Regions from separate parts of the Homo sapiens genome. Here regions 1 and 2 are each linked to region 3. A link is a loop called in an ENCODE intact Hi-C map of the cell type or tissue named here. Cell type or tissue: B cell. All regions are shown on one strand. Each heading gives the region's core, and the rest is flanking DNA. Links, peaks and the distances in the headings are about the cores only. Region 1 holds the start of ABCB1 (ATP binding cassette subfamily B member 1). Region 2 holds the start of RUNDC3B (RUN domain containing 3B). Region 3 holds the start of ABCB4 (ATP binding cassette subfamily B member 4).

Region 1 (11,002 bases), core at 3,587-8,586, 120 kb before region 3:
ATTTATTGAAACTTTATTTTGTATAAGTCTCTGTCCAGTTTGAATATTTAAAAAATTCATAATCATATGAAACATTAATAATAAATACAAAATGAGAGATGCCGATACTGAAAAGTAGGATTGCGGAGTGGTAGAAAATATTTCTGGCTGTAGTAGATGGGGAAGTGTTCAAAGAGGAGTATAATTCAGGTTTCCATTTGCCATCGACTTATCACATGGCTAACTCACTAAGCGACTTAATTAAAATTAAATTAATTTATCATCATCTGATCACCATTTCACACAACTCATGTCTGTTGCTGTATTGGCTAAATGATGGCAAGACAAACGACCTCTGAAAATGATCCTATTGACCTTCGGAATCTGGATTTTTTTTTCAATGCAGGTGTCCATAGAAGCAATCTGATGTAATCCAACATGAGTTCAAGCACAGTCATTTAATATCCCCTATCAAGTACAGTCATTTAATATCCCCTATCATCACATGTCCTTCATACATAAAAATCATTACATGTGAAAGGGTGGAGAGTGTGTGGATCCCTTATTATTGTGTTATTGTAACACAATAACAATATTGTGTTATTATTGTTAACACAAGTGAGTCATATGTCTTGCTCTTTGGACTGAGTGGAAACTTGTATTCTTTCTCTGCCTCAGGTCAATTAACTTCATTGAGGTGAGTTGCATTCCTTCTTTAAGCATGTTGAACCTTCAATCTGGACTCAGATGGGCTAAATAGAGGAGCTAGGAAAAATACAGAAAATAAATTATTAGAGAGATCAGAGAAAGATACATAAGATTTACAATAAAAGAATTATGAGAAAAACATCCAAAAGAATTAAAAACCATAGGAGAAGGAAAAATAGGTGAACAGCTTTTTAATTTCTATAAATGTGTTGTTAATACTCATAATAAAGGACTCAGAGCTGGGATATGAGAATAATAGGTCAAACGTATATGGATACATAGATGTGACTACATACATGAGTTGCAAAGAATGCTAAGGAGGGCAAAAAGAGATTGAGAAGAGGGCATTATTACTAATATATAGCAATGTTGAATGTTTAGGGTGTTTCAGGCACTGTACAAATCTTTTAAATACACAAATCACTTAATCTTGCCATAACATTAGAAGATACTATCTACTCTTTACCAAAAAGGTAACTGTGGGATAGCAGAGTTAAGTAACCCGTTCAAACCTATGCATAATAATCAGCAGAGATGGTCCTTATCTAAGTTTTTCTGCCTTTGAAGTCCAAATAGTTTAATGCAGCCAGGTACTAAAGAAGAAAACTTTTGTAAATTAGTTTAGTTTAATGATTTACATGTGGAAAAGCACAGAGTGAAAAGCACATATCATCTGAGAAGCCCAGTGAGTTTGGCTGAAATGGAGTGAACATGTACATGTTGAGGGTGAGGAAGATGATTAGAGAGAAGTGATGTGTTGTGGTTCTTAAAAGCTAAGAGGAAACTGTTAGATATGATATAGTCTGTGGCAGGGAGCCATTGCAGGTTTTCCAAGATGGACTCATAAGGAGAAAACACTTCGTGGGACTGGAAAAGGCAGTGAAGTGGTGTGTCCTATGATAATGTACTACAGTGTAGGATAGTGGTTAAGAGTACAGTTATGAGAGAGGGACTACTGGTTAGCACCTTACCTGCTGTGTGACTGGGCAAATAATGCAAACCTCAGTGTCTTTTATTGTAATATGGGAGTAACAAAAATAGTAACTACTTCATAGGATTCTTGTAAAGATTAAATGACTTAATTTCTTTGAAGTGCTTGGCAGTTCCTGATAAATGACCAGTAGTTAATAAATGTTAGTTGTTATTATTATCATTATATATTATTACTCCCATAGATACATATAGAACAGACTGCAGCAGAGAGGCAAATCTTTAATGTTGTCAGAGTATAGACAAGTTGGTGAAATGGCTACATGAGAGCGGAGGACAAGAAGGTGCAGATTGTGGCAGTCACTTCAAATGGAAATATCACCGCTTGAATGAAGGTATATGAGTGTCAACTTGCAAGGGGACCAGGTAGGTTTCATCAGAAATTAAGGAAGCTTAAGGAGAACAGCCAAGTTCAGCTTGACAGAAGTGGTGGTGGCACAAATGCAAGACTGGTGTCTTTCAAGAAACCAAGGACTGTTGAAAGTAGCAAGAGCTAGTTTGTTTTAGGTCCATCATGTTTTATATTCACACTTTCATGTCAGTGGAGCAAAGAAATGGAATACAATATAATAGAATGGTAGAATCTTATTTTTAAAATCTGTGTTATTCTGATCTTTAACTTACTTATATCTTTGATAGAGATCTTTACCTGATGCTCAAGATTGTAGAAATAGTATAATCAACATAACAGTATAGCACTGTATTTATATCCTGCACTGTTTAGGGAGGGTTTAAGGCCATTCAAAAGGATACATAAAATACAACAAGATTACATAAATGAAAGGTGAGATAAAGCAACAAAGCAAAACAAAAGTGAAAACAGAGATCATAGGCACAAATAAGATTAAAAACGCATGTAATGAAGATGAAAGCTTTTACATTTACCCCAGATGGACCACAGGGTTGTTGTTAAGCCTTTAAACAGTGAACAATGCTGTACACTTGCATATGCAATTAGAACATGTGGAAAAAATAGTGGCCTGTTAGAAGCCTAATTAACAATTTGTGAAAAAAAAAAAAAAAAAAAAAAAAAGAGGCCGAGCTGTAGCTCACGCCTGTAATCCCTGCACTTTGGGAGGCCGAGGCGGGCGGATCACGAGGTCAGGAGATCAAGACCATCCTGGCTAACACAGTGAAACCCAGTCTCTACGAAAAATACAAAAAATTAGCCGGGCGTGGTGGCGGGAGCCTGTAGTCCCAGCTACCTGGGAGGCTGAGGCAGGAGAATGGTGTGAACCCGGGAGGCGGAGCTTGCAGTGAGCCGAGATCCTGCCACTGCACTCCAGCCTGGGCGACAAAGCAAGACTCCGTCTCAAAAAAGAAAAAAGAAAGAAAAACAAAAGAAAACTTCATTGTATTGTAAGGCCAAGAACAAAATATATCAAGATAAGGAAAATTTGTAGTCAAGAATAGAAAAAAATTATGGCTTTGAAGTATGAGTTATTTAAAGAAAGTGGAAACATCCTCAGACTATGCAGTAAAAAACAAAGTGATTTTCTTCTTCTAAACTTATGCAATAAACTGATAGGTAATATGTGAAAGTCATAGAATGTAGACTAGAGGATACAACAAACCTATTTCCTCTATGTTCATAAGAAGTAAGAAAAGCTCTGATGTGAGTTAGCATTGCTTTACAATTTTGAATTGTGCAGATTGCACGTACTTTTCCTCAGTTTGAAGTAAATAGTGGACAGGAAAAAATATTAAATGTTGGCAGTAAATATGGAAGGAAATTACAACTAATGTAATATGCTAAAACATGCTATGTTTATTTTACTAATTTGAATTAAAATGTAAGAATTTAAAATGCCCTGGAAAAACACGGGCATTGATCTGACGTCTGAAGTTTTAAAATATTACACACTTTGAAATAGCATTTGTACCTTGAAATACCTGTCTCTATATATTTTTTAAAACTTCCTTTTTCTTTCATTCCATTTATCATCAAATAAAGGATGAACAGATGTAACTCAGAAACTGTCAAGCATGCTGAAGAAAGACCACTGCAGAAAAATTTCTCCTAGCCTTTTCAAAGGTGTTAGGAAGCAGAAAGGTGATACAGAATTGGAGAGGTCGGAGTTTTTGTATTAACTGTATTAAATGCGAATCCCGAGAAAATTTCCCTTAACTACGTCCTGTAGTTATATGGATATGAAGACTTATGTGAACTTTGAAAGACGTGTCTACATAAGTTGAAATGTCCCCAATGATTCAGCTGATGCGCGTTTCTCTACTTGCCCTTTCTAGAGAGGTGCAACGGAAGCCAGAACATTCCTCCTGGAAATTCAACCTGTTTCGCAGTTTCTCGAGGAATCAGCATTCAGTCAATCCGGGCCGGGAGCAGTCATCTGTGGTGAGGCTGATTGGCTGGGCAGGAACAGCGCCGGGGCGTGGGCTGAGCACAGCCGCTTCGCTCTCTTTGCCACAGGAAGCCTGAGCTCATTCGAGTAGCGGCTCTTCCAAGCTCAAAGAAGCAGAGGCCGCTGTTCGTTTCCTTTAGGTCTTTCCACTAAAGTCGGAGTATCTTCTTCCAAAATTTCACGTCTTGGTGGCCGTTCCAAGGAGCGCGAGGTAGGGGCACGCAAAGCTGGGAGCTACTATGGGACAGTTCCCAAGTGTCAGGCTTTCAGATTTCCTGAACTTGGTCTTCACGGGAGAAGGGCTTCTTGAGGCGTGGATAGTGTGAAGTCCTCTGGCAAGTCCATGGGGACCAAGTGGGGTTAGATCTAGACTCAGGAGCTCCTGGAGCAGCGCCCAAACCGTAGTGGCACTGGACCATGTTGCCCGGAGCGCGCACAGCCCGCGCGGTGCGGGGACCTGCTCTCTGAGCCCGCGGGCGGTGGGTGGGAGGAAGCATCGTCCGCGGCGACTGGAACCGGGAGGGAGAATCGCACTGGCGGCGGGCAAAGTCCAGAACGCGCTGCCAGACCCCCAACTCTGCCTTCGTGGAGATGCTGGAGACCCCGCGCACAGGAAAGCCCCTGCAGTGCCCATCGCGGCCAGAGCAGCTGGGGCATCAACGGCGGGCGCTCCCTCTTACTGCTCTCTGGCTTCGACGGGGGACTAGAGGTTAGTCTCACCTCCAGCGCGCCTGAGGCTCATGCATTTGGCTAATGAGCTGCGGTTTCTCTTCAGGTCGGAATGGATCTTGAAGGGGACCGCAATGGAGGAGCAAAGAAGAAGAACTTTTTTAAACTGAACAATAAAAGGTAACTAGCTTGTTTCATTTTCATAGTTTACATAGTTGCGAGATTTGAGTAATTTATTTCTAGCCTCCAGCTCTGAAATAAATGACATGTTGTTGTTTTTAATTATTTTTAAGAAACGCAAGCTAGCCTTTGGAATCAATATCCCTGCTTAGAGCAGAAGTTTGTTGGCTGAGTGGAGCACAGCATATGCATTTTCCCTGTCTTTTTTGTTCTTTCTTTTAATGATACATAATATTTTACATATTTATGAAATGGGGTACATGGAAGCGTTTTTTACATGCCCGGAATGTGTAATGATCAAGTCCGGGTATTTGAAGGATACATCACCTTAGGTATATTTCATTTCTATGTGTTGATAACATTTTAAGTCTTCTAGCTACTTTGAAATATACAATATATTGCTAACTGTAGTCACCCTCGTCTGCTATCGAACATTGGAACTTATTTGTCCTATCCAACCGTTCTTAGTCATTCACCAACCTCTTTTCATTTCACCTTTTTACCCTTCCCGGCCTCTTTCCCTTAGTCTTGGTGTGCCTCTTTCTCAGCTTTCCTGCCCCAGACAGGCGGATGCTCATATGTGTTTCTGTCTTATGAACTTCTGCTTTTCAAGTGGTGTTGGTCGCCCACACGTGAGCCATATGCTGCTGGTGATCTGCTCTGTGGTCCAGGCTCTTGCTTCCGGTAAATGGCTATGTAAACATCGCGTTTGTGGCCTGGCTGATGAGACAGAAGGTCAAAAGTACATTTAGGTTGTTAACTGGCAATAAATATCTGTATATAATATTGGTAATGTAATCATATAGGGAAAATAATTATTTAAAGTAAATTTTGATCATGGTGCTCTGCCTTTATAGAATATTTAAAACTTCACTAAATAGATTCATTGTTAGTAGTAAATTGTAAAATAGACTAGTAAGTTTAATAATATTAGAAACTGTAATGTAAATTATAAGATAAATTAGTAAACACATTAATATTATAAGAAACCAAGCTTTTCAGTGTAAGAGAAAAAATACAAATGTGGAAATCAAATACATTTTTAAAAATAATGTTAAGTTTGAATTAGAAATTTCAATATGAATTCATAATCTTTTAATAGTTCATTTTCAGTCCACTGAAAGGGACAGTAACAATGAGCACTGTTAGTACCAGATCTGGGTTTCTAAATACCATTCCTCCCTAAAAGAAATGAACCCCTCAGTAGCTAATTTCAGCCAGGTCTGGGACAGGAAAAATAGAAAGTGAGCCTGGAGTATCTTGTGGTACCTGAAAATAAGGAAGTGGAGTTTAATGGAGTAGTCGAAAGCACACTGAAGCTGTCTGGAAGATGCTTCCAATGGCCAACTCTGGGACAATTTGAGCATCAAAGAACATCGTAACTGTAACTGATTTTGAGATACTGAATGCTACTGCTGAATGCTTAATATTCTGAGAGAAGGGAAACTGAAAGAAAGTGTGAGAGGTAGAGAAAATAAAGCAATGATCTTTAGAGAAAAATTCCAGCTATCATTTTGGAACTTCCATTGTTATAATAGATTCAGGCAAGGATTGTCAATGAACTCTAAACTATCAGAAAAATGTTGTATCTAAGAATTTTCTTCAGAATGTTTACTAATTGGAAGGAGAATATGCTTCTCCAATTAAAGATTTTGCAGTTAGCACCTTAACCGAGTGATCAGACCTGGTATCTCTCACGGTAGAATGGACTGTAGTAAATGACTCATCACTTGGATTTTGAGTAAACAACATCACCTAGCAAATATTAATATATCTGCAAAAACATTTAGTCTGTATACAATTAAACTTGTAGACTGGGGCTGTCCAATGGATATATCATGTGAGCCACATTTGTAATTTAAAATTTTCTAGTAGCAACAGTAAAAAATGAAAATAAAAAGATAAAGTAATTTTGTAAATATATTTTATAGAACTCAATATGTCCAAAAGATTGGATTTTCTACATGTAATCAAAATGATTAATAAGATAGTTTACATTCTCTTTTATGCTAAATCTCCTGTTTGATGTGTATTTTACATTTATTGCACCTCCCATTTGTATTCAGTTTGATACAGGTATACCCAAGATGTGGGACATTCTGTAAGACAGCTGTTCTTGTTCCTTTACAAAAGTCAATGTTAAAAAAATAAAAGGAGGACTTCTAGATTAATAGAGACTAAAGAGATATAACTACCAAACGTAGTGTGTGAACATTACAAAACAAAACAAAAACAATCTAAAAGTTCAACAAGGAAAAAATCCTATGGAAAACATTCTTGGGAGATTTGAATGTGCATTAGATATTAGCCAATATCAGAATTGTAATCACTTTTCTTAGATGTGATAATGGTAGGAGAACATGTAATTGCAATTGAAAATTTTTGTAACAAAAATGTTCATATAAACCATGAAAAAGACTCCATAGAGTGGAGGGTAGGTATTCCACTTTTTGTTTTTAACTTTGTATTTTTGAAAACTTGATAGCTTAAAGAATTATGTACTTATGATACAAACATTTAGGTAGATTTAACTAAGAAATATTGAGGGTATGTGAAGAGAAACAGTAAAGAAAATTGTATGATCTTTCACATATTTCTATTATTGGTTCTATCATGGCCTATAGACTTTTTTTTTCAAATTAGAGATTATATTTTAAAGTAGTTCTTATTAAATTGTGTTCATTGCCATTGATTTAAATCTATTTTAACATGGGATTGTAAAGAAGCATATGGCTTTGGTAATAGATAATGCTGGGATAATAGTCCTATTTGGAATATGACTATTAGCAAAGATTCTTTATTAAAATGATGTTTGATGAATGACTTGTCTTTCTAAGCACTGTTTTTTGTGCTAATGGGGATAAGTAAGTTATCTAGTAGGGGTGAGAGTTTGTGTGAAAGTGCATTTTAATGTGATGCGATGCAGTATCTCAGAAATCTGAGGTTGCACCTTATAGTTTGGTGGTCAGGGAACAGACTTGGCATTTAAATATTGGCTTAGTTATAGCTGTGAACCTTGGACAAGTTAACTCTTCTCACTCTTCTACGTCTCTAAAAGAACAAAAATGTGTCTTCCTCATAGAATTGTTTATGAATTGTGTGTGGGAAGTGCTTACTTAGCCAGTGCCTGGAACATTATAACTTCTCCAGAGTAGCAGCTGTTTTAGAGAACAAAAAAATAAATAAAAGGCTTAGAGCTAAAACTCAACTATTTATGGCTATTTTTCTCCTTTCATCCTGGTTCCAGGGATACTGAAACCATGCCTTTACTGGGAATTGGGTGGGACCAAACCTGAAGAGTTGTGTTTGTGTATTTTATGTCTGTCTAACATTACTCCAAAGCCAAATGGGTAAACTCTGGATTTTTTTCTTTAGAAGTCTCCTCACCTCTTTTGACCTCACTTAGTGTAAAGAACAAAGACAAAGATGAATTTACCTTATGAACTTAAAAACCGTGTAAAAAATAACACAAATCTTTTCTAAAATAGTTTTTCTTTTATACCTACAAAAATACAGATGAGGCAGATTTGTTACGGTTGGTTTGCTTTCACATCCTAGGTAGCAGTTACACAGAGTAGAAAATGGGCTACAGAGTTAGATTCATTTGTATCTGGGCTCAAAATAATAGTTGACCTTATGCCTGAGGAGAACTTTTTGACAATTTATAGAACATCATTTCTGACCATAGCTTTCTAGCGTGCATTTATTTCATAATGGTCCATTTAGGACTCCAGACATTTTTTTCACAATTAGATTTGCTTATAAGGAGTAATTTAATTTTCTTCTGAGGCTAGTTATGCCCAGCATCTAATTGCCACTTCTCTTCACTAGAAAGGGAAGGATTAAGAATAATATCTGGGTAGTGGATGGATAAAATGTCTACTGCCATCATTAATCAAATGACAATTAAGGGGATTCATAATTAAGGGGAAGCATGAATGATTTTCTAATTAGAATAAAAACAGGGAACTCTTTTCAGTATGTATATTTTTCTAATTGCAAAGGGTGTATGTATGTATTCATCATAGCAAATCAGGAAATATCAAAGGCACAAGGAAGAAAATATTTTTAGAGAGATTCCAGCACTCAGTGATAACCACGTATGTAGATTTCTAAGATATATGTAAACATATTTAAACATTATAAATGGGGTCATACTATTATCATCCTGTTTTTTAACTGTATAATATAGACATATTTCTTCTTCCTATTAGTCATTAAATATACATTCTATGTTAATTTGGGTAATTTAAAAAATATGTACTTTTTAAAGTTTTATGTAATTCCATTGCTGTTTTGCAGTGAAAAAGATAAGAAGGAAAAGAAACCAACTGTCAGTGTATTTTCAATGGTGAGTTTTGAATTTATTAACTATTCAAAATACTTCGGAAATTTGACATCTCCTTACATGGAAAAGAGATATTTCATCTGATGTAAGATTTTCGTATAGGGTATGTTAATGGAGATGCAAAATAAATTGGTTTGATTTAGCTTATTTTCAGGAGAATGCTGATCATAACTTGCTATCTATATTACTAATCTACAGCCACCATTCCTGACTTAGATTTCAATTCTTCTAATGAATTATGTTGCCAGTGATCCATTACCTACACAAGCACCTCTCCCATCTGCATAGAGGAAACCAATCACATAGAATGCTGTCTTTAATGGCTCTGAAATTTGGCAGGTTTTTTAGGTCAAAGTCAGTTGCTATCAATAAAAGTTAGCAATGGATTATTTATTACTATGCAAATTTTAGGTCATTTAGGTTAGTCCATTGCAAATTTTAGTTCAAAATCCATTACTAACAATAAAAGGTAGCAATGGATTATTTATTACTATGATTTCAAATATGTCATATGCCATTATTCCCCTGTGTTAAACAGATGAAAATCTAGAATTCGAAAACCTTATTGTAACTCTTTATTTCATTTTCTGGTTGCACAGTGGTTTTTTTAGAAGCTTTTCTTTAATCACACTTGGAATCAGACATGTATCATATATGTGTGGTTGGTTGATGACCTCAGTGCTGTGATCTTGGCTCACTGCAACCTCTGCCTAGTTAATGACCTCTTATTTACCTGGATTCTTACTTCCTTTTTTCTAAGAGTACAAATTTAGGTGAACTGTTAGGTGAAAGATTCCAGAGATTAGAACCTGGAAGACTACTAAACCAATTAAGTCCAACAGCACATGCTTTATAATTCAGTCATAACACAGCAATTTTTTTAAGGTAAGGGAGTGGATAGATTGTCTTGCAAAATGGATTTTAATAAATTGACTATAAAAATAGTTGTAGGTAGGGAAAAAACAGTCATGTGACTTTTACACTGAGGACTCTATGGTTCCCTTATGTGATCTTCGTTTCTCTGTGCTACCATTGCTCTTGCCATGACTCCTGCTTTTATTCTATCTCTACGCCCTTTGGAATTTTGGTGAGATGAGACTATGTACTTGAGTCATTCTTAGGCTACTTGAGTAACCAAGTGACAGTTTTCATTGTTACTTTCTTGTATGGAAAGAAGCGTTTAGGTTAAAGTTGTATTTATCCCCAGGATTTCAGTGCTGTCACTTTGAGACTTTCAGTTTTTATTATTTGTAGTTAAATTTTTTTAAACCTTAGGAGTCTTATATTTTAGAAAATTTAACAGACCTACTATATAGAGGCAATGTTATCAATAATTCATTTTAAGGCACAAAAGAATAAAAATATGGAGCTTTAATATGAGGTAGTAGTAATAGCACACATAAAGCACTGTGTGCCAAGCATTGTCCTAAGTATTTCATATTTAATCTCATTTAATCCTTACAACTCCTTTTGAGAAAGATACTATTATTATTCCAGTTTTACACATGAAGAAACTGGAGCCAGACATGTTCACTTGTCTGAGGATGTACAATGGGGCCAGGATAGAGAGAATATATTCTAAGTCTCTTGATGAAGTACTCTACTACTTAGATAGATTTTCCTCACATCTTTTTCCTGAAAAGTCAACATAGAAAACATTGAATGTAACTTCAATATAAAACTTATAAACACAAGAACATAATAAAAGTTTAACAATATATTGGTGATGTCACTGGCATTGCTTATTAATAATAGTTTTCAGTGAAGA
Region 2 (11,002 bases), core at 3,896-8,895, 150 kb before region 3:
TAGCCAAAAATATTATAATCACTATAGCCAAGGTATGAACAGTCTTATGAGGCATACTCAAGCATATTCAACCAAATAGTAACAAAAAAAGTAAATCACTGGATTTAAAGTTCTTTTTTTTTTCTTTTTTTTTTGAGACAAGAGTCTCACTCTTTCTCCCAGGCTGGGGTGAAGTAGTGAATCTCGGCTCACTGCAACCTCCGCCCCAGGGTTCAAGTGATTCTCCTGTCTCAGCCTCCCGCTGGAATTACAGGTGCCCCCCCCCCCACCCCCCACCACCACGCCTGACTGTTTGTATTTTTAGTAGAGACGGGGTTTCACCATGTTGGCCAGGCTGGTCTCGAACTCTTGACCTCAGGTGATCCATCTGCCTCAGCCTCCCAAAGTCCTAGGATTACAGGCATGAGCCACCACACCCAGCCAACAAATTTAAAGTTCTTTAAAGGATTATGCTGCAATCTGTATATGGTTGGTCTGCCCCCATCAAATGACATGTTGAAATTTGATCTCCAATGTGATGGTGTTGGGAGGTGGGGCCTAGCAGGAAGTATTTGGCTAATCATGGGGGTGGATACTTCATGAATGGCTTGGTACTTATCACCCACTAGTGAGCCAGTTCTCACTCTAGCAAGGCTGGATTGGTCTCAAGGAAGAATGGATCAGTTCCTAGAAGAGTAGGTTGATAAAAAACCAGAATGCCCTTTGGGTTTGGTCTCTCTTCACACCTGCCTGCTTCCCCTTTGACTCTCTCCACCATGTTTTGATGAAGCACAAAAGCCCTCACCAGAAGCTCAGCAGATGCCGGGGCCACGGTTTTTGTACAACCTACAGAACTGTTAGCTAAATAAACCTCTTTTCTTTATAAACTACCCCACCTCAGGTATTCCTTTATAGCAACACAAAACAGGATAAGACAGATTATACTGTCATTAATATTCAATAACATTTCACATATCTGCATTTCTCCCACCAAGTTCAAGCATAGACTAGACAGTTTTTCTGATTAGTTAGCACCAGAATGTTAAGAAGTTCAGAGTTCTAAAGCTCACTAAACTTAACTCAGGCCTCTGGGTGCTTTTTAAAAAAAAAAAAATTAAACACCTGATAAGTTTAGTTATATACTTTCCCAGGTCACAACCAATTATAATCTGCAAGTCAGAATGGGAAGTACAAAGAAAAGAACTGCTAGAAATAAAAAGAGTTGTAAGAAATAACAAATAACTTGGTAGGAAGAAACAGAAGGATGCAAAAGCTCAAAGAACTCCAAACACATAATCTTCTGGGGCCACTTAGGCAAAAGCTCTACATGCTGCAAGAGTCTCCAAGGGCAACCACTGCACAGTGGGCATATTCATAGAGGCAGATTCAGAGTAAAGTCATCAATAAGGATTACATTATTCTATGTATAGTCTTTGTCAAGAAGGTAGGGAAACGTGTAATCATTTTTTAAAGCAATCCATCCAAAATATTGTAAATATTATGTGTTGTGGATTAAACTTGTGCGCTTAAATAAATTTCAGTTATACAAATCCTGCGCTCCAAAATAAATGCTGAGTAAAGCACTACAGTTGATGAAGGATTTTAAGCTTAACTCAAATATTAGTTATGTATAAAAATATAAGCTTCTCATTCCTTGACTATAATGGAAAAACTGAGGTGCTAATGTAATTTGAAATAATATTCAAGTTCTGAAATAATATCATGACCTATAGAAAACTAAGACTATTCATATGTTATTAAAAACACTTGAATTGTGAAATCATCACTTGTCTCCACCGTGCTTATCACACTACTCCTTATATTCCTCTTATTAGTCCCTCCTAGCTACAAAACAGGAAAATTATGACTTTGCATGGGAAGTTTCTCTTAAAAGTATTGACTTAAAAGTTTGACAAGTGTTATTCTGAAATGTTTATATGTGCATATTTTAATAATTTGCTCATAAGACATTGTTAAGCCATAGAAAGAGAATTTAGATTTTAATACTCTGCCACCAAAACCAAAATCAAAGGACTATATAAGGTTTTCTGTAAACAATGAAGCTTATAAAGGACAGAAAAAATGACTAATATCTGATTATCTATGGATAAAAATGCAAGTTAAAAAAATCTGAAGGGCGTTAACAACTTAATTTTCTGAAGTTCTAAACGATAGAGAATATACAGGGAAAATACTAGTTGGTTCTCAGAGCCAAAGTCAAGTGTATGAATATTTTGAAGTTGAGTGTGTAAGATTTAGAGTCCTCAAATGACCTACTATCTCTTCACCAAAATCTGTGAAAAATATGAAAAAACAGTACTTATCTGATGAAATAAGGACTATGCAAATGTTTTTAGTCTACAACATGTAAATGTTCACTAAAAAAAACTAATGAATTACATACACATATACAATCACACATGAGCCAAAATTCAATTCAGCTCTTTATCTGATTATCTTACCTATCTAAACAACCCACTTTCAAAGCTCAAAACTATATATTGCACTTGAATAAAGCTTTAAACATAAAGAATTGTGTACTCACATAAGAAGACTTTAAACCTAAACTGAGAATACACCTAAATTGTTTAAGGGGTAAGGAAAAACATTACTGTGAAAGTATAAGTGGATACACTAGAATGATATATGCTGGTGACTTTTTTTTTTTTTGGTTTTGTAAATGGTTCAATTTTTTCCAGAACATCAGCAGAGAATTACAAAATCAAAGGCACAGTCCAAAATATTTTTGTTTATAGAGAAAAATGCACATACGTAATTTAGCTATTATAAACATTTATCTTATCATTATTACCCTGCTCATATTTGGAAAAATTCAAAACTAAATATAAACATTTTTTGCTTGGAGGCTATTATTAATTTTAAGCCTATAATTGAAGGTTAACAATGATCTAGTCCAATATTATTTTACAGACAACAAAAATGAACAAATGGAAAGGTTGCATGGCTTGTAAAAGTGCACACTAGTTAATGATAAAGTCAACCTAGAACCCAGTTATATTTCCACCAGATCAACTTCTTTCCAACTTAAATATCAAATCATCTCTGATTTGAGATATAAAAATAAAGAGGCCGGGCGCAAGGTGGCTCACGCCTGTAATCCCAGCACTTTGGGAGGCCGAGGCGGGCGGATCACGAGGTCAGCAGATCGAGACCATCCTGGCTAATACGGTGAAACCCCGTCTCTACTAAACAAAACACAAAAAATTAGCCGGGCGTGGTGGCGGGCGCCTGTAGTCCCAGCTACTCAGGAGGCTGAGGCAGGAGAATGGCGTGAACCCGGGAGGCGGAGCTTGCAGTGAGCCGAGATCGCGCCACTGCTCTCCAGCCTGGGAGACAGAGCGAGACTCCGTCTCAAAAATAAATAAATAAAAAATTAAAAAAAGAATTCATAAGAGACATGAGTGAAATACCCAGGGTTTGGTGACTCTGGAAAGTAAACTAGCAATAAATGCATAAATACTGCTTTATTCATTTTTCTTAATTTGTCATGGGGATACTTAAAATGTACAAATGGCCTATAGTGACTTTCTTCCAAAAAGTAAAAGTCATTCAGACAAAGCCTATCATATAGACCCCATTACTACACATGGATAATTTACATGCACCATCAACTATTTGGATCTGAAAAACAGCCTTAATATTATCCATATAAATAACAATACAAATGAAATCCAGAGCAGAAACCACAACTTATTTTAGCTATTACACTAAATCTATGTGTAAACTGTAACTAAAGTTAGCACATATTCATTTCACAGTAGAAAATAATAATTATGTAAATTACAATCATGAAAATACAACTAATACAGAGAGCTGTCCCCAGAAATCAGTGTGACGTTCCTAAAATTTCTTAAAGATAATTTAAAATTTAGTTTAAATAAGGTTGAAATACAAATCCTTTTCTTTTCAACTGTCTCTGATAAGGGCACACATGATCATTACATGACCTAAAGCCAGCCAAGACAAAAATGGAGAAGCAAAAGGAACAGTACCCATCACTGAAATTATTCATTCAATAAATATTTTTTGAGTGTTAGATGCTATACTGAGAATTTGAAAGAAAAAAAAAAAAAGACTAAGCAAAAAGCAGATAGAATCACTGCCCTTGTGAAGTTTAACAAAAGCTGATAGAGCTTTTATTAAATATGTTACCCCCCAAGAAGCACTGTATATGTTGAAACTACCCTTATTTTTAAAGCAATTTTTGATGTCTGTATATTATGGTTAAGAAAATCAGCCTTGCTTATGGTTCCATTTACCTACTTTAAAGATATTTACCTATATTTTAAAACACCTAACAGCCTATTTGTCTCAAAAAGTTACATCCTAGACAGCACAAACGGCAAATTAAACGGATACCATATTACTTTACCATTTACAACTCAAAGTGCTGTAATAATTACATTATACAAATACAGTCAATGAAGAAGGTCTTCTTGCTAGATAAACATTTGTAATAATTCAAGTATTTTTTAAAAAGTCACTGTGAGTTATTGCATTTAAGTCCTGGAATAATTATCTGTATTCCACTTAAGATGCTAGACACATTTTTACACAAGAAAAATAACGGAAAAATACAGAGAAATTGCAAAGGAAGAAAAAGTTTCATCATCATCTGATTCTTAAGAGGAATATCACTAGGTGATGATTAGGAGTCTGATGGAGGAAAGTAATTTTAAAACAACTTAATGGCTCAGAGAAGTTCCTAAGAAATTGATGCTTAGGGTTTCAATTTTTCTTAATACTCAGATATAAGACTTAAAGAAAATATATCAGCATGTTAAAAACCAGTTATCTCTGAATACTAGGCTTACTATAAATAGTTCTTTTTTTTTTTTTTTGACGAAGTCTCCCCCTGTGGTCCCGGCTGGAGTGCAATGACGTTATCTCAGCTCATTGCAACCGCCTCCCAGGTTCAATCGATTCTCCTGCCTCACCCTCCCGAGTAGCTGGGATTACAGGAGCCCGCCACCACGCCCGGCTAATTTTTTGTATTTTTAGTAGAGACGAGGTTTCACTATGTTGGCCAGGCTGGTCTCGAACTCCGACCTCGTGATCCGCCCGCCTCAGCCTCCCAAAGTGCTAGGATTACAGGTGTAAGCCACCGCGCCCGGCCCAATAGTAATTATTCTTTTATTGTTTCTATATTTTTCTGAAGGAAATACTACATTTACAGTTATAAAGCATTAAGGAAAGGCAGGCCTTAAAATAAATCATTGACATAAAGACTAGGTATCCTCCACAGTCCCACTCTTAATAACAACTGCAGAACCAGCACTAGCACTGTAGCTGAAAAGTGGATAGTACACACACGCTCACATACACAATGGCTGGCATGTAGTAGGCACTCAACTAACGTGTGAAATGAAATGGCTGAAGATAATGTAAACAAGCCAAAACAACGAAATGCACTCTGATTTGGGGGCAACACAGTAAACAATCACAGTAACTACCACTTTATCCAAAGCTCGCTGACAGCTGAATGGGCATTAAATGAAAGAGCTCTTCTTCCTTGCCCTCCTCTTTCACTCTGACGCTAGATTGCACATTCAAAACAAATCCTCCTCCAGCCCCGCCCCAAGCTCTACCCTCCAGTACCTTCAGCACTGGAACTGACACAAAGTCCAGGGCTGCGACGGTGTCCAGACCCGGGCCCCTGTCCAAGGAGCTGCGCGCTCACAGATTTGGCTGGCGCAACATAGGCGGGGGCACTGGGCGGCAGCCCATCATGCCCGGGACCCCCAAGGACCCGCGCGGAAGCCCAGAGCTCTCAGCCCCGGCGGGAGGCTGGTTCCCCTCGCCCTGCGCTGCCGTACCTGCACACGGTGATCAGGTTCCTCCTCTCCACCGCAGCATTGCGGGCGCTCAGGCTTTTCTTGCCGCCTCCGCCGCCACCGCCGCGGATCCCGCTCAGGCCCCCCAGGCTCCGGGAGGCCATGGCGGGCTTACCCCCGTGCCCCTTTTGTCTCGTGCCACCCCGCACGCCCCCCACACCTGCTTAAGGGGGTTCTCGCTCGGTCCGCAACCGTGGGGGCGCGGGAAGGATGTAGGAAAGGAGCCTGGAGGGAGGAAGGGTGTGGAAGACAGCAGGGACTCGCACCCGGGGACTGACGGCTCGCCCTTGGCACCCGAGCTCCACACACACACACACACACACACACACACACACACACACACGCACGCACGCACCACCTCCGCCCTCGGCGCGCCGCCGACTGCCGGGCTGCGCCTGCGGGTCGGCGTCAGGCGCTCTCCTCCTTCCCGAGGGACCTCAGCAGACGGCGCGCGCGCGAGCCCGTCGGCCCCTCACGCCCAACCACCCACACTCCGCAGCCACTCGTGCCCCAGCCCGGGAGGCAGCGGCAAGGCCCCCGGCCTCGCGTGCGCAGCCCCACCCTCTCTGCGCCTATCAAATCAACGCTACCCCCGCCGGATCCAATCGCGGCACCAGAGGGGCGGGGCCGGCCGCGCGGACCTTTTAAAGCAGCGGGCTCAAGCCCCGCCCCGACGCGTGGGCTGCTGTCAAGGACGCTGGGCTCGCTTTCGCAGCCCGCTAGCTGCCGCCAGTAGCCACACAGGCTAGCCGCGGGGATTGTGGGATGCGGGGCCCCACAGCGCCAGGGGCCTATTGCCCCCCCCTTGCCTGTAGCCAAGCTTTAACGGCTGATACCTATTTGCGTGGCTGCCGTAGCTTCAGTGCCTGCCTAGAAAGCAGCGCGCCGGCTCCCACACCCGACCTTGGGCCTAAGTACTAAGAAGGGAGGAGGGTTCCTTTTGTCCTGACGCCCTCCCAGGGGCTAATAAACAGCAACACAATGGCCCGAGGGGGGAATTGCTCGTAGAATCTCCTTCTTGGCGCGTCTAGTGCCGACATTTCTTGCCCCTCCACACCATGTCGCTCCCACCTCAGCCTCCAGCGCAGCCCGCACCCGGGACTGACGGCCCGCCTAAGGAGGAGCGTGGTGCCAGTGTAGAGTCTTTTCGCGTCCTGGGCCGTGACTCCGGAATCGGGAGTCCGGGTCTGGGAATAGTAAGCCCAGGAACGACGCGGCCTCGGTCCAGCTGGGCTGCTCCCTCAGAGTCCTGGAACGCCCTCCTCGACGCGCGTGTTCGGAAGCGCCCCCTTCCTAGAGCTTCTCACTACCCACCGTTTTACCTGCAGGAGGGTCCCAGCTTGGGTCAGGTCCTCTGACACTCACCTACGCCTGCTGTTCACCTCCCTTTGCACCAATATGCCCAGATTTTAGAGTGCAATCCTAAATGACTTACTCTCCCTATGGGACCTAGCACAGTGCTGTACATAGAACAGGTTCTCAATAAATGTTTCTCGAATTTAATTTGAAGTCACATTTGACATAATTTTTACTGAAATTTCACGGCTTCAGTGGCTCCAAAATCCATGTATCTTTCACCTCTACTTTTGAAGTTTCTGTCAAAGAATGTCAGAGAATATATAGTTTTGTGTGGCTATCTCTATTTTTCTTATATATTATCCCTGTTAATGCAGGGCATACTGTTACTCTTGAATGTTTTAACAACGCACGTTTGTGTAATAAAGTTGTAAATTCCTAATTTCTGAGGTTTTTAAAGTTTAAAAATCTCTATTTAAAATAGTCAAAAAATCATCCTTTTCAGCTACCATGTCTAATTTTATTCTACTATTCTGTTTAGTAGAATAAAAATATATGGGCTGGGCGCGGTGGCTGACGCCTGTAATCCCAGCACTTTGGGAGGCTGAGGCGGGCGGATCACGAGGTCAGGAGTTCGAGACCAGCCTGACCAACATAGTGAAACCCCATCTCTACTAAAAATACAAAAATTAGCCGGGTGTGGTGGCACGCGCCTGTAGTGGCAGCTACTCGGTAGGCTGAGGCAGGAGAATCGTTTGAACCCGGGAGGCGGAGGTTGCAGTGAGCGGAGACTGCGCCAGTGCACTCCAGCCTGGGCGACAGAGTGAGACTCCATCTCTCTCTCTCTCTCTCTCTCTGACATATATATGACATATATATGACATATATATGACACATATATATGACACATATATATGACACATATATATGACACATATATATGACACATATATATGACACATATATATGACACATATATATGACACATATATATGACACATATATATGACACATATATATGACACATATATATGACACATATATATGACACATATATATGACACATATATATGACACATATATATGACACATATATGACACATATATATGACACATATATATGACACATATATGACACATATATATGACACATATATATGACACATATATGACACATATATATGACACATATATGACACATACATATGACACATATATATGACACATACATATGACACATATATATGACACATACATATGACACATATATATGACACATATATATGACACATATACGACACATATATATGACACATATACGACACATATATATGACACATATATGACACATATATATGACACATATATGACACATATATATGACATATATATGACACATATATATGACATATATATGACACATATATATGACATATATATGACACATATATATGACAATATATATGACACATATATATGACAATATATATGACACATATATATGACAATATATATGACACATATATATGACAATATATATATATATATATATATGTCTCAGCCTGGGCGACAGAATGAGACTCCATCTCTCTCTCTCTCTCTCTCTCTATATATATATATATGTACATATACATATATATGTACATATATATATATATATTCCTCTCTCTCTAGCCATACGTATATAGTGTCAGTCTTAACTAATGTGCTATGATAAATATTCATTCATACATTAAAATTTTAAGAAAACAATTTAGTCAGACTTTACACTTTATCTTTCAAGTTAATAAAAGCAGGCGAAATTTCTATATATGGATGTTTGTGACTAGTCAGTGCACTTCTTCCAGAACATTACGTGTCTGCTCTCCTGTGACACGGAGGCTTATAAAGAGTCTTCTTTTCCTAGGAGCTACAACTTAACTTGTCTCTTCTTGCTAGTTCAACAGTTTGGATTCAGAAGTAGCCATCAGGAAACAGATGCACTGGTTATGCAGGCAGTCTCAGCAAAATATTTGCGCTGGCAATGACAAATACTACTCAAATTGATGTTGTTATTATTTAACCACAGATAAAACTGCAGAAAGAAAAGAGTGGAAAACCATCAGTTATCAATAAAATTTCTAAAAACCGATGCTTGGGTGTGTCGTGAGTGAGGGAGAGAACACACATGCCTCTGAAGCATTTATCAAGAAGATAAAAGTGAGTGGTCATGACAGAACGAGAAAAGTGAGATGTTAATATCCTCAAAATTGGCTTCCTAGCCTCCAGTACATGTTCATGTTATTTTCACTGTGAACTATGACTGAAAACTTAGTAAAACTCCATCTTAAATGATGAGGTAATCGTGTTATTTTTCTTTTTTCTTTTTTTTTTTTGAGACGCAGTCTCGCTCAGTCGCACAGGCTGGAGTGCAGTGGCAGGATCTCCGCTTACTGCAAGTTCCGCCACCCGGGTTCATGCCGTTCTCCTGCCTCAGCCTCCCGAGTCGCTGGGACTACAGGCGCCTGCCACCACGCCCGGCTAATTTTTTTGTATTTTTAGTAGAGACGGGGTTTCACCGTGTTAGCCAGGATGGTCTCGATCTCCTGACCTCGTGATCCGCCCTTCTCGGCCTCCCAGAGTGCTGGGATTACAGGCGTGAGCCGCCGCGCCCAGCCATAACGTTATTTTTCAAATGTTACTCTTAGAAGGATTTAGTTGACATGTTAGTACTTGCTTACCAAGACTTTGCCATAAACAAGCTGTGTTTTTCTTTTTTGTTTTGTTTTGTTTTGCATGTATGGAGTGTCATTACACTGCCACATGGGGGCCTTATTTGATAAGGCTTTTCTCATTTATCCTAAGTAGTATGTCCTGGGTCTCTTTCTCCCTCTAGATTACTAATCTGGATATTGTCAATCAATTTATTCAGTACACAGCATAATACTATTATAGAACTCCATGAGTCCACGTTACTTTTTGGACTTCTTTTGGCACCTATTTCAATTATTTTTATTTATTTAAGCATTGCACAAAGGTATTCAAAGATTTTACAAAGAGTCACAGTAAAAATTATGAAAACAGTAGATACCTAAATTAACTTATAGGAATTCTGTAGAACCGAATGGGCAGAACATACCCATTCACCGTTTTCCCAACTTCCTTCTTCTCATCGAAACAGACAAAATTACAAGTGCAACATATAAAATGTCCTCAAATATAAAATACTATAAAATGTATATATAAAGTGCTATAAACCAGAGAGATCACCAAACCATAGTTTATTCTAGTCTCAGAGAAGTGGACTTTTTAAATATGCCATAAACCCAGCATCTGTACAGAAGAAACTAGAAACATTGAAGATGTAAGTTTTTTTAATTTTTATTTACTTTGACGTCAGATGGGTAATATGCTGACATCATAACAAGGATTGGGTGAGGCACGTCTCACATGTGTGTGAAAGCTCAATCATCACGCTTATGAACCACAAATGGATAGATATAAATTTTTTCAAATCCACAAATCAAGTATCATCATAAGCAAAGTCAAAAGTAAATGAGACCGAGAAAACATTTTTAAAACTCAAATCATAGACAAAGAGCTAATTTCCTCTATAAAATACTCCTGCAGATCAATAAGCACTGTTTCAGTGGCACAATGAATGTGAAAGCCAAATTCCAGTGAGTAAAAAGTCAGTGGGAAGTGAGTATCACACAATCTTAAAAAGTTATGAAAGGGGAGAAAAAAAGAGTGGTGGTATGGGGGAATATTGAACAGAGGGACATTGGTGTTTTATTGCTATCATGTCATTATTTTTCACAGAAGTGACTTGAGCATATTTTGAAGCTGATGCAATGAATCTACTGGGAGGGAAAGGTTAGTAATGCAAGAGA
Region 3 (11,002 bases), core at 2,541-7,540:
GTAAAAGAACAGAATTTGAGAAAACAGACGATATGAAATAATTATTAGAAAAGCAGGTGAGTGAATGAACTAAGAAAACATCTTATGACTATTGGTCAGTAAACGTTGGGATACATAGTGAATTTTACAAAATCTTTGCCCTCATAAGTCTTGCATCCCACAGAGTGGGCAATAAATAATAAACATAATAAGTACATTATGTATACAGTATAGGGCCATGTAAGTTCATGGCGAGGCAAGCCCGATGACTTTGTATTTTTCTTCAGACATGTTCTGCTGCATGGTGTAGGTTCACAGTAGCTCAGTAACTTGAATTATCCAGGATTGTGGTTTTACTAAGCAAGCCTGATAAAGAGAGAGGGCTAGAGGGTTGTGGGTGTTTTCAGGCTGAGTTAAGAGAGAAGACATGAAGGAGGTGAGGAACAGTAAAAAGGTGGTAAGATCAGTGGACTGAAGGATGCATTAAAGAATGACTGTGTTTAACTCTCTGATACATCTGACGTATGTTCTCCATCTCCACTTCCCTGCTAGTCATAGCGGATAAGGATACTCCCTGGATTCGAATTCTAGTTCCATCAGTTATAAGATATTGATTCTGTTTTACTTTGTCTGTCTCATTCCAAAACACATGTCTCTAATTACCATAGTTTGATAATGAGTTTTGATATTTATTTAGTAAGGCAAACCCATAAATAACTGATAATTTTTCAAGATAAAAGTGAAATAAATTTTCAGGAAAAAAAAGCTGAGAAAATTTGTCACAAACTAAAGAAAACAAGAAAGAGACAGTAGATGAAAGAGTGCTCATTAGGTGAAAGGAAAATGATCCAAGAGGGTAGCTTTGAGATGTAGGAAGAAACAAAAAGCAAGAAAATGATAAATGTTTTGATAAAGCTAAATAAGTATCAACTCATAAAGAAATAATATTCCCAGAAGAGTCATGAATATACAGAGAAAATTAAAGTACATGACAATGGCAATGTAAAAGTTAGGGGTGAATAAAAAAGAGACTTAAGAGTTCTAAAATCATTGCATTGTCCTGGAAGAGGAAAAAGTACAATGATTAGTCAAAGATACATGTCATAATCCCTAGAAAGGAGATCATTATTAAATAGAAAATAAAAGAATACATCTTATAGAAAGGAAATCTAAATGATAATATTAAACAGATCTAAAATAAGGCAAAAGTGAGGATAAAAAAGAAAGATGGAACCAATGGGGCAAATAGAAAAAGTAAGATAGCGTGGTAGGGCATTAATTCCAGCCTTACATCAATGCATAAGTATCTCAATATTCTACTGTAAAGGGAAAGTAAAGATTTCTTACAGCCTGAGTGTAATGGAGAAATCTAGTTTATCATAGTGCTTTAAATATTGTAAGTCTTCAACTTCTAGTTGATGAATAAATGATGGAATTCTCAGTGATACTGCACTGTTATCAAATAAATATAAAAGGAGCTCCTGGAATTGGATGTAATACAGGTAAAGAAGTAAACACAGCCATATAGGCATGGCTTCTTGCAGGGACAACTTTGTGAATCGGCTCAGACAGACAGACAGGCAAATACACCTCATTGCCTCATACATGTTATTTGCTTTAGTTTTTGTTCTGAACCTTCCTACTCCTTCAAGTATCTGCATTTACTTTATCAAATTCTCTTTTATTAGAGACTGAAGAAACTGTCATCTCCTTATGTGCTAATGAGTTTAATAATGTCCTCCAGTCACCACAAGCCTTCTTTCAAACTACACAATTCCAACTGCTTCCGTCTCAGAGTATCTTGAAATAATGATCTGACCGCCTGTTAGACCAGTGAAGGGAAGGAATTTGGGTTGATTTAAGAAGAGAATCCTCATGGTCATGGTAGACTGATATGGAGAGAAAACATTTTGAGGAAAAATACTCAACTAAATTCATTTCTACTCCAGCATGCAGTTTCAAGTCAAGTTCCACCTTAGCTCCAGGTGGCAGGCAGAGCAGGATGCAGAGGCACAGCACAAGTAAGGGGTGAGTGCCGAAGCTGCTGGCTCCTGTTCCAGTCTTTCTTCCTTGGCCTCGCCTGAACTTTTACTATAATAATAGTCACCATTTATTAGGTGTCTCCTACGTGCAGGACACTTTACACACAGTATCCCTAATCCTAATAACACCCTTATTTTATAGATCCAATGACTGAGTCAAGAATTACATAACCTGGCCAGACAGCTGGTACATGGGAAAGGTGAGATTCACACCAGGGTCCACCCAGCATCTCTACTTATACCATGCTCTGCTTTAAGGTTCTCTGAGAACTCAGACAAGCCTTGGGCTAACAATTGTGTTAACAGGACATAGCAGGTGCAAGGACCCACTGGTCATCCTGCTACCTGATCAGAAGGAAGGAAAGTTGTATTTGTTGCTCACCTACTATGTTTTAGGCATAGTACTAGGTGCTTTTACCTAGTACTTAATTCCCTTATCCTCAACTCATTTATTCCTCGCAATAACCTGATAAGGGAGATGTTTTTATCCTCATTTTACATATAAGGAAACAGGCCTAGAGAAATGAGCACAGTGTCCAAAGTCACATAGTTAATAAGATGTGAAGCTCTGAGTTTGAAAGTCTCCGGTTTCAAAGCCATGAAACTTATGGCTCCCCGTTTTAGACACTTCCTTTTGGGAAGAGTGTGGAGGAATTAATCAGAAAGAAGAAAGTCATACTCAAATAGGTGGTAGGAGCAGAGACAATTCAATACAGACAGAAGTCTTAGATGAGAGCAGTGAGCCAGGGCACTGGACTGGGACTCAGGAGGCTTCCCCTAGACTCTGGTTCCACCGATGCAGCCTCAGGCAGGACTTCACCTCTCTGGGCATCCGTTTCTTCATATGTTAAACATACGGGGTTTTAATTAGATGATCGCTGAAGACCCCTCTAGCCCTAAAACTCTGTGTCTCTTAAGTGCTAAGAGGGCACCAACAGCGTTCCTCCTCCCCAAGGAGCATAATGTGATGGTTCCTGCCGGCCCTGGCTGACTCTCGCCGTCCTTGGAGATAATTGGGTTCAGTGCCACCTGGACCAGAACTGGGGATGCGGAAGCAAGAGGCGAGTCTATTGCTCTCTCTCGGTCCTGGGCCGCCCTGTGATTGTTGGGCGTCCGGAAACTGTCTCCCCTATGGGTTTAAAAACAAAACTGAGCGCCCATGGGGTGTGACAGTCATCTGCAGGGGCTTGGGTGGCCCATCAGGCGAGGCTTTCTCGGCACCCGAGGCTCCAGCCTGATCTCGGTCTTATCCTGCGACCGGGCTGGTTCTGGCGGGTCGCCAGGGTGGGCGGCGGCCCCAGCCGGGCGCCCCGGCGGCAAGAGCGGCAGGCTGCGCCCCTGGCCCGCGCCTAGCCTGGGGAGAGAGCTGGGCGGGCGGCGGGAGCTGCTCTCGCGGGCCGCGGCCCTCGCCCTGGCTGCAACGGTAGGCGTTTCCCGGGCCGGACGCGCGTGGGGGGCGGGGGCGGGGGCGGGGGCGAGGCCGCGGCGAGCAAAGTCCAGGCCCCTCTGCTGCAGCGCCCGCGCGTCCAGAGGCCCTGCCAGACACGCGCGAGGTTCGAGGTGAGAGAGGTCCGGGCGCGTCTGGCCTCGAAGGGAGACCCGGGACGTGGGGCGCGGGGCGGGAGTGGCCGGACCTCCACCCAGTGCCCCCGGGCCCCGCGACTCGTGCGCCGGGCCGCCGGAGAGGGTGTACTTGGTTCTGAGGCTGTGGTTTCTCCTCAGGCTGAGATGGATCTTGAGGCGGCAAAGAACGGAACAGCCTGGCGCCCCACGAGCGCGGAGGGCGACTTTGAACTGGGCATCAGCAGGTACATCCCCAGCAGCCACTGGCTTTTCCGTTACACGCCAATCAGCAGGACTAAGTTCACCCTTGGAAAGAAGTTGTAAAAATCGGTTGATGCCTTTGAAGACCTTTGTTTTGGAGGCTTCTTTGAAGGGTCTTGCATCCGGTTCTGACCTTGGAGCAAACGTGTTGTGTGGCCTCAAAGAATGTCACTGAGGCTCCTTTTGGAACAGATTCAGGAAGAAAAGGCTGTCTTGAAAAGTGCTCCCTTCCCTTTGTGCAGGGGGGATTCAATGAATATCTGCATTGTATAACATTCATTGTATTACGTAACTCTTGAAACTTTTACAAATGACTTTCATATACATCATCTGATTGTTCAGACTTAAAGGGTGTCAGACATCTGCTGTTGATGGCTGTGCTTTTTGAACAAGGGCAGTGAAGCAAAAACTCCCTCCCCTCCTGCCCATCCCCTGTTATGTCTCTTCCTCCTTGTCTTACCCCTCCCCCTCCTCTCATCGCCAGGCTTATTTGTATTTCTCCTTTCTGGGAGGATAGGTGGGGAGGGGGAACTTCTGTACATCCGAATCAGTTTTGTTCAAGTGGTAGGGGGAAGCAGCGCTTCCTTTGCCTTCATGTCTTTCTCGGTTCCCCTGGCCCTTGTTAAACTCACTTCACAGGCTTTATGAGCGGGGCAGAAGTTCCCAGTCAATGGCGTGTGTCTTTGTTTCCTCTTTCACTGTGGGAATAGTGAATCATTTTCGCCTTTAGCCTGAAATAGTTTATGAGGCTATTACGGTCTCTGAGTTCATACCAGGCTACCCAGAAAAAATTGACCTGTGTCAAGTGATCACCCAGAGGGACAAATTTATCAGTCTCTGTAGTTTGTCCTCAAGCTGCTAGGGGCTTGATTAGCTAACTGAAAACATGCCTACCTGATGCTTAAACTGAAGCATTATTTTAGCCTGTTAATGTGGTTGTGCAGTAACCTTGCTGTATTTCTTCTAAGCACCATTGTATTTTTTCATAGAAAATTTAGTTTTGCCATGTAGAATTGAAAAAGTGATAGATGGTGTTACTTCCAATGGAAGTACTTACACACGCAATAGAAAAATATGGTTTTCATCAGCTGGCTGTTTAGGCAGGGATTGACTGTGAGTCTATTAATAGATGGCATTTTCATGAAGAAGTCTATTTATGTATTGCACTGGCTTAACATTTGATGCGTGTGCAAAGGAGCTATTCCTACAAAAGGTGTAGTAACACTTCAGAACCCAGGAAAGTCCTCAGAGGGGAAGCCCACAGCTTCTGCTGGAAAGAAGAAAGCAGCTCAAAAGAGAAATACAGAAAGTTAACAATAAGTTAAGACCACATGATTATGAAATCAAATGTAGTGAAACTAATTTTTATAAAAGCAGACCAAAGATAATATATTTAAAGGAAGTTAAGCCTGCTTCAATCAAATTAGTTATATTCTTGTTCTAATTATGTTGCTATTGCCCATGGCACATTCTTTTGAACATATTTAGTGGCAGATGTTTGTCCAGTGATTTTAGTCAATACTTTACATAATTTGGAATCATCTTATGAGTAAAACTTTATCATTTACCTGGATAAATGCATCATATTTATGTAAAAATCATCATATATATATAAATCATCATACACACACACACACACACACTCCCTCATAGAGTTTATATTATAGTACGGAGGACAGACATAAATAATGTACATACTAAATAAGTAAACCACAGCCAATGTTAGAAGGTAATTAACGCCATGGAAAAAAGCATTAATCCAGGTTAAGGGGATCAGGAGTACAAAAGGGGAGTACTTTGTAATTTTAAGTAGGGTGGTTAGGGTAGATCTTATTTTAAAGGTAATATTTGAGCAAAGACTTGAAAGAAATGAGAGGAGACAGCTGTGTGGGTATCTAAGGGGAGAGCATTCCCGGAAAAGGTAACTGGCAATGCAAAGACCCTGAGTCAGGTACATGTTTGGTGAGTTCATGGAACAGCAGAGAGTCCAGGCTGGTTGGAGCAGAGTAAGCAGGTTTGGGAGTAGGGATGTGGTCAGAGAGGAAATAAGCAAACAGATCGTGTAGGACCTCAGAGGTTAATGCAAGGATTTTGGCTTTTATTGTAAGAAAAAGGAAAGCCATTGTAGGTTTTTGAGCAAAGAAGTAGTGTATGGCTTGGCATTTTGAAATAATTACTCTGACTGCTAGTTGAAGATAGACTGAAGCGGCATAGGTGGAAGTGGAGAGACTAGGCAGGAGGCTGCCCTACTGGTGACAGCAATGAAACTGGTGATAAGTGGTTAAATTCTAGATGTACTTTGAATGTATCACCAACAAGATTGCCTGACACCACTCTCCACAATCCTTCAGAAGAATAGACATTCCTAATTTTAAATCATGATTTTTTTTAATTTTAGAAAACAAATAACTTAATTGACTTAGCGACACTGTTAGCATACTTATCTTTCCTGTGTATGTGAGCTCTGTAAGGCAGGCGACCATTTCTTATGTATCCATGTATCTTTGTAGTACCTTCGACAGTTACTTTTGTGCTTGCTATGTTTGTTGAACTGAATAATTTTGACATTTTGTGAACATCACTCTTATATTTGAAAATATAATAGTTGAATATTGTAACTAAACATATTTATGTTCAATTGATTGTAAAACATTTTGTAACAGTTTTAAATTGAAGCAATTCTATTTTTTACAGCAAACAAAAAAGGAAAAAAACGAAGACAGTGAAAATGATTGGAGTATTAACATTGGTAAGCTGTGAAATGTTAAATGTGAATAATCCTACCTTTTATTCAAATTTGAGGTATTGAATCAATTACCTTTAAAGCAAATACTTTAAGATTGTCTAGCTAGGCGAGCTGACTCATACTTGTAATCCCAGCACTTTGGGAGACTGAGGTGGGAGGGTTGCTTGAGCACAAGAGTTTGAGACCAGCCTGGACAACATAGTGAGATCTCATCTCTACAAAATAATAAAAATAAAAATCTTAAAAAATAGCATATGTCATGGCATGAACCTGTAGTCCCAGCTACTTGGGAGGCTGAGGCAGGAGGGTCTTAGGAGTCTGAGGCTGCAGTGAGTTATGATCACACCACTGCACTCCAGCCTGGGTGGCAGAGCAAGACCCTGTCTCAAAAACAACGACAACAAAAAACTGTCTGCAGACAGCAATAAATTGTCCTTGCTGCACCTGTGCTGTATAAGTTTGGCTTATTATAGTCAATGACCCACATTCTTAAGATGGATGATTTTTTAAAAAGTAGAGACAGGCTGGCGATGACACCGGACAGAGCTAACTGGTGTGCAAGGAAAGTGAAAATGGGAATTGTGTTAGTAGCACAATGCAAACTCAACAATTTCAAGAAAATGCATTTCTGCATTTGCTTCACAGACCCCCACCCCAAATTTAGCTTAAAATAAGCTTGCATTTCAAGAAAGTAATTGTTAAGTACATAAATTTTAATTTAAGGAATCTACATTCACATTTGGTTTCCAAAAAATTGGCTAAATAGGGGGTAACTATTAGGAATTCTGATTATGCTTAAAACAGTTTTCGGTGCTTTTCTGTTGGTACAAGACAAGACAATATTTTTGGAAGAAGTCTCCTCATCTGGTTTTCATTTGAAATATGTCTTACAGAGGCAGCTCAAGAAAGCATTTGCCCATTTTTGGTAAATATGACGTGTTTCAAACTGTGACAGCCATTATTTGGTAGCAAAGAAGTTAGAATTAAGTGTCATGTCAGCTGAAATCCAACTTAGTAATTAAATGGATAAAAAGACACCAAAACATCCACACTCTCAAACACTGCTGCATACTTCTCATGTAACCAAAAGCCCCTATTCATTGTCTTCTCTCCTCTTTTTTTATTTGTTTAAAAAGCCTCAGTAAGGGCAATTTAAAAAAAAATTAGCACTTTGGAGAATAAATTGTTTATCAAATGAAAGCTGGTTTTATTTATTTTTTTAGAAGTTTTTTTTTCTTTATTTTTTTAAATTTGTTTAAATTATACTTTAAGTTCTAGGGTACATGTGCATAACGTGCAGGTTTGTTACATATGTATACATGTGCCATGTTGGTGTGCTGCACCCATTAACTTGTCATTTACATTAGGTATATCTCCTAATGCTATCCCTCCCCCATCCCCCCACCCCACAATAGGCCCCGGTGTGTGATGTTCCCCTTCCTGTGTCCAAGTGTTCTCATTGTTCAGTTCCCACCTGTGAGTGAGAACATGAGGTGTTTGGTTTTTTGTCCTTGCGATAGTTTGCTGAGGATGGTTTCCAGCTTCATCCATGTCCCTACAAAGGACATGAACTCATCATTTTTTATGGCTGCATAGTATTCCATGGTGTATATGTGCCACATTTTCTTAATCCAGTCTATCATTGTTGGACATTTGGGTTGGTTCCAAGTCTTTGCTATTGTGAATAGTGCTGCAATAAACATACTTGTGCATGTGTCTGTATAGCAGCATGATTTATATTCCTTTGGGTATATACCTAGTAATGGGATGGCTGGGTCAAATGATATTTCTAGTTCTAGATCCTTGAGGAATCACCACACTGTCTTCCACAATGGTTGAACTAGTTTACAGTCCCACCAATAGTGTAAAAGTGTTCCTATTTCTCCACATCCTCTCCAGCACCTGTTGTTTCCTGACTTTTTAATGATTGCCATTCTAACTGGTGTGAGATGGTATCTCATTGTGGTTTTGATTTGCATTTCTCTGATGGCCAGTGATCATGAGCATTTTTTCATGTGTCTATTGGCTGCATAAATGTCTTCTTTTGAGGAGTGTCTGTTCATATCCTTCACCCACTTGTTGGTGGGGTTGTTTTTTTCTTGTAAATTTGTTTGAGTTCTTTGTAGATTCTGGATACTAGCCCTTTGTCAGATGAGTAGATTGCAAAAATTTTCTCCCATTCTGTAGGTTGCCAGTTCACTCTAATGATAGTTTCTTTTGCTGTGCAGAAGCTCTTTAGTTTAATTAGATCCCATTTTTGTCAATTTTGGCTTTTGTTGCCTTTGCTTTTGGTGTTTTAGACATGAACTCCTTGACCATGCCTATGTCCTGAATGGTATTGCCTAGGTTTTCTTCTAGGGTTTTTATGGTTTTAGGTCTAACATGTAAGTCTTTAATCCATCTTGAATTAATGTTTGTATAAGGTGTAAGGAAGGGATCCAGTTTCAGCTTTCTACATATGGCTAGCCAGTTTTCCCAGCACCATTTGTTAAATAGGGAATCCTTTTCCCATTTCTTGTTTTTGTCAGGTTTGTCAAAGATCAGATAGTTGTAGATGTATGGTATTATTTCTGAGGGCTCTGTTCTGTTCCATTGGTCTATATCTCTGTTTTGGTACCAGTACCATGCTGTTTTGGTTACTGTAGCCTTGTAGTATAGTTTGAAGTCAGGTAGCATGATGCCTCCAGCTTTGTTCTTTTAGCTTAGGATTGACTTGCCAATGCAGGCTCTTTTTTGGTTCCATATTAACTTTAAAGTAGTTTTTTCCAATTCTATGAAGAAAGTCATTGGTAGCTTGATGGGGATGGCATTGAATCTATAAATTACCTTGGGCAGTATGGCCATTTTCACGATATTGATTCTTCCTATCCATGAGCATGGAATGTTCTTCCATTTGTTTGTGTCCTCTTTTATTTCGTTGAGCAGTGGTTTGTAGTTCTCCTTGAAGAGGTCCTTCACATCCCTTGTAAGTTGGATTCCTAGGTATTTTATTCTCTTTGAAGCAATTGTGAATGGGAGTTCACTCATGATTTGGCTCTCTGTCTGTTATTGATGTATAAGAATGCTTGTGATTTTTGCACATTGATTTTGTATCCTGAGACTTTGCTGAAGTTGCTTATCAGCTTAAGGAGGCTTTGGGCTGAGACAATGGGGTTTTCTAGATATACAGTCATGTCATCTGCAAACAGGGACAGTTTTACTTCCTCTTTTCCTAATTGAATACCCTTTCTTTCTTTCTTCTGCCTGATTGCCCTGGCCAGAACTTCCAACACTATGTTGAATAGGAGTGGTGAGAGAGGGCATCCTGTCTTGTGCCAATTTTCAAAGGGAATGCTTCCAGTTTTTCCCATTCAGTATGATATTGGCTATGGGTTTGTCATAAATAGCTCTTATTATGTTTAGATACCTCCCATCAATACCTAATTTATTGAGAGTTTTTAGCATGAATGGCTGTTGAATTTTGTCAAAGGCCTTTTCTGCATCTATTGAGATAATAATGTGGTTTTTTTCTTTGGTTCTGTTTATATGCTGTATTACGTTTATTGATTTGTGTATGTTGAACCAGCCTTGCATCCCAGGGGTGAAGCCCACTTGATCATGGTGGATAAGCTTTTTGATGTGCTGCTGGATTCGGTTTGCCAGTATTTTATTTTATTTTATTTTATTTTATTTTATTTTATTTATTTATTTTTTGAGACGGAGTTGCGCTGTTTCGCCCAGGCCGGACTGTAGTGGCGCTATCTGGGCTCACTGCAAGCTGCGCCTCCCGGGTTCACGCCATTCTCCTGCCTCAGCCTCTCGAGTAGCTGAGACTACAGGTCCCCACCACCACGCCTGGCTAGTTTTTGTATTTTTAGTAGAGACAGGGTTTCACCATGTTAGCCAGGATGGTCTTGATCTCTTGACCTTGTGATCCGCCCGCCTCAGCCTCCCAAAGTGCTGCGATTATAGGCGTGAGCCACCGCGCCCACGGTTTGCCAGTATTTTATTGAGGATTTTTGCATTGATGTTCGTCAGGGATATTGGTCTAAAATTCTCTTTTTTTGTTGTGACTCTGCCAGGCTTTGGTATCAGGATGATGCTGGCCTCATAAAATGAGTTAGGGAGGATTCCCTCTTTTTCTATTGATTGGAATAGTTTCAGAAGGAATGGTACCAGTTCCTCCTTGTACCTCTGGTAGAATTCGGCTGTGATTCTGTCTGGTCCTGGACTTTTTTTGGTTGGTAAGCTATTAATTTCAGAGCCCGTTATTGGTCTATTCAGAGATTCAACTTCTTCCTGGTTTAGTCTTGGGAGGGTGTATGTGTTGAGGAATTTATCCATTTCTTCTAGATTTTCTAGTTTATTTATGTAGGGGTGTTTACAGTATTCTCTGATGGTAGTTTGTATTTCTGTGATATCAGTGGTGATA

What was found. Hi-C counts contacts between places; a loop is a spot of excess contacts. Peaks named below come from ENCODE experiments on the same cell type or tissue, not always from the same donor. Only the 100,000 strongest peaks of a DNase experiment are listed, where the experiment ranks them.
Region 1: a loop joins it to region 3, with 6 times the contacts of the local background. A loop is called at or near these places in 3 of 110 quality-filtered maps.
Region 2: it touches region 3 in a loop (11-fold over the local background); 2 of 110 quality-filtered maps call a loop at or near these places.

Annotation. Positions count from the first base shown.
Region 1 is chr7:87,594,001-87,605,002 of GRCh38, reverse strand. ABCB1 (ATP binding cassette subfamily B member 1) reads left to right here and starts at 4,119. Exons shown (of 28, transcript NM_001348946.2): 1 at 4,119-4,248; 2 at 4,813-4,886; 3 at 9,189-9,237. The coding sequence starts at 4,819. RefSeq lists enhancers at 5,218-5,607, 4,817-6,016. In B cell, for the core only: no CTCF peak of the experiment used is centred there; DNase peaks (open chromatin) are centred at 4,082, 4,622, 5,492 and 6,172; H3K4me3 peaks cover 2,468 bases; H3K27ac peaks cover 1,877 bases.
Region 2 is chr7:87,623,760-87,634,761 of GRCh38, reverse strand. RUNDC3B (RUN domain containing 3B) reads right to left here and starts at 6,364. Exons shown (of 11, transcript NM_001134405.2): 1 at 5,817-6,364. The coding sequence starts at 5,938. It overlaps LOC124901834 (small nucleolar RNA U13), which reads right to left and starts at 10,605; the gene lies at 10,504-10,605. It also overlaps a transcript of ABCB1 not described here. RefSeq lists silencers at 6,120-6,169, 6,220-6,449 and an enhancer at 6,315-6,609. In B cell, for the core only: no CTCF peak of the experiment used is centred there; DNase peaks (open chromatin) are centred at 5,621, 5,921 and 6,421; H3K4me3 peaks cover 1,943 bases; H3K27me3 peaks cover 1,860 bases.
Region 3 is chr7:87,468,213-87,479,214 of GRCh38, reverse strand. It overlaps ABCB4 (ATP binding cassette subfamily B member 4), which reads left to right and starts at 3,535. Exons shown (of 28, transcript NM_000443.4): 1 at 3,535-3,581; 2 at 3,744-3,829; 3 at 6,540-6,594. The coding sequence starts at 3,750. RefSeq lists silencers at 3,159-3,408, 3,459-3,658, 3,669-3,808 and an enhancer at 4,279-4,348. In B cell, for the core only: no CTCF peak of the experiment used is centred there; DNase peaks (open chromatin) are centred at 3,134, 3,724 and 4,474; H3K4me3 peaks cover 2,495 bases; H3K27ac peaks cover 4,725 bases.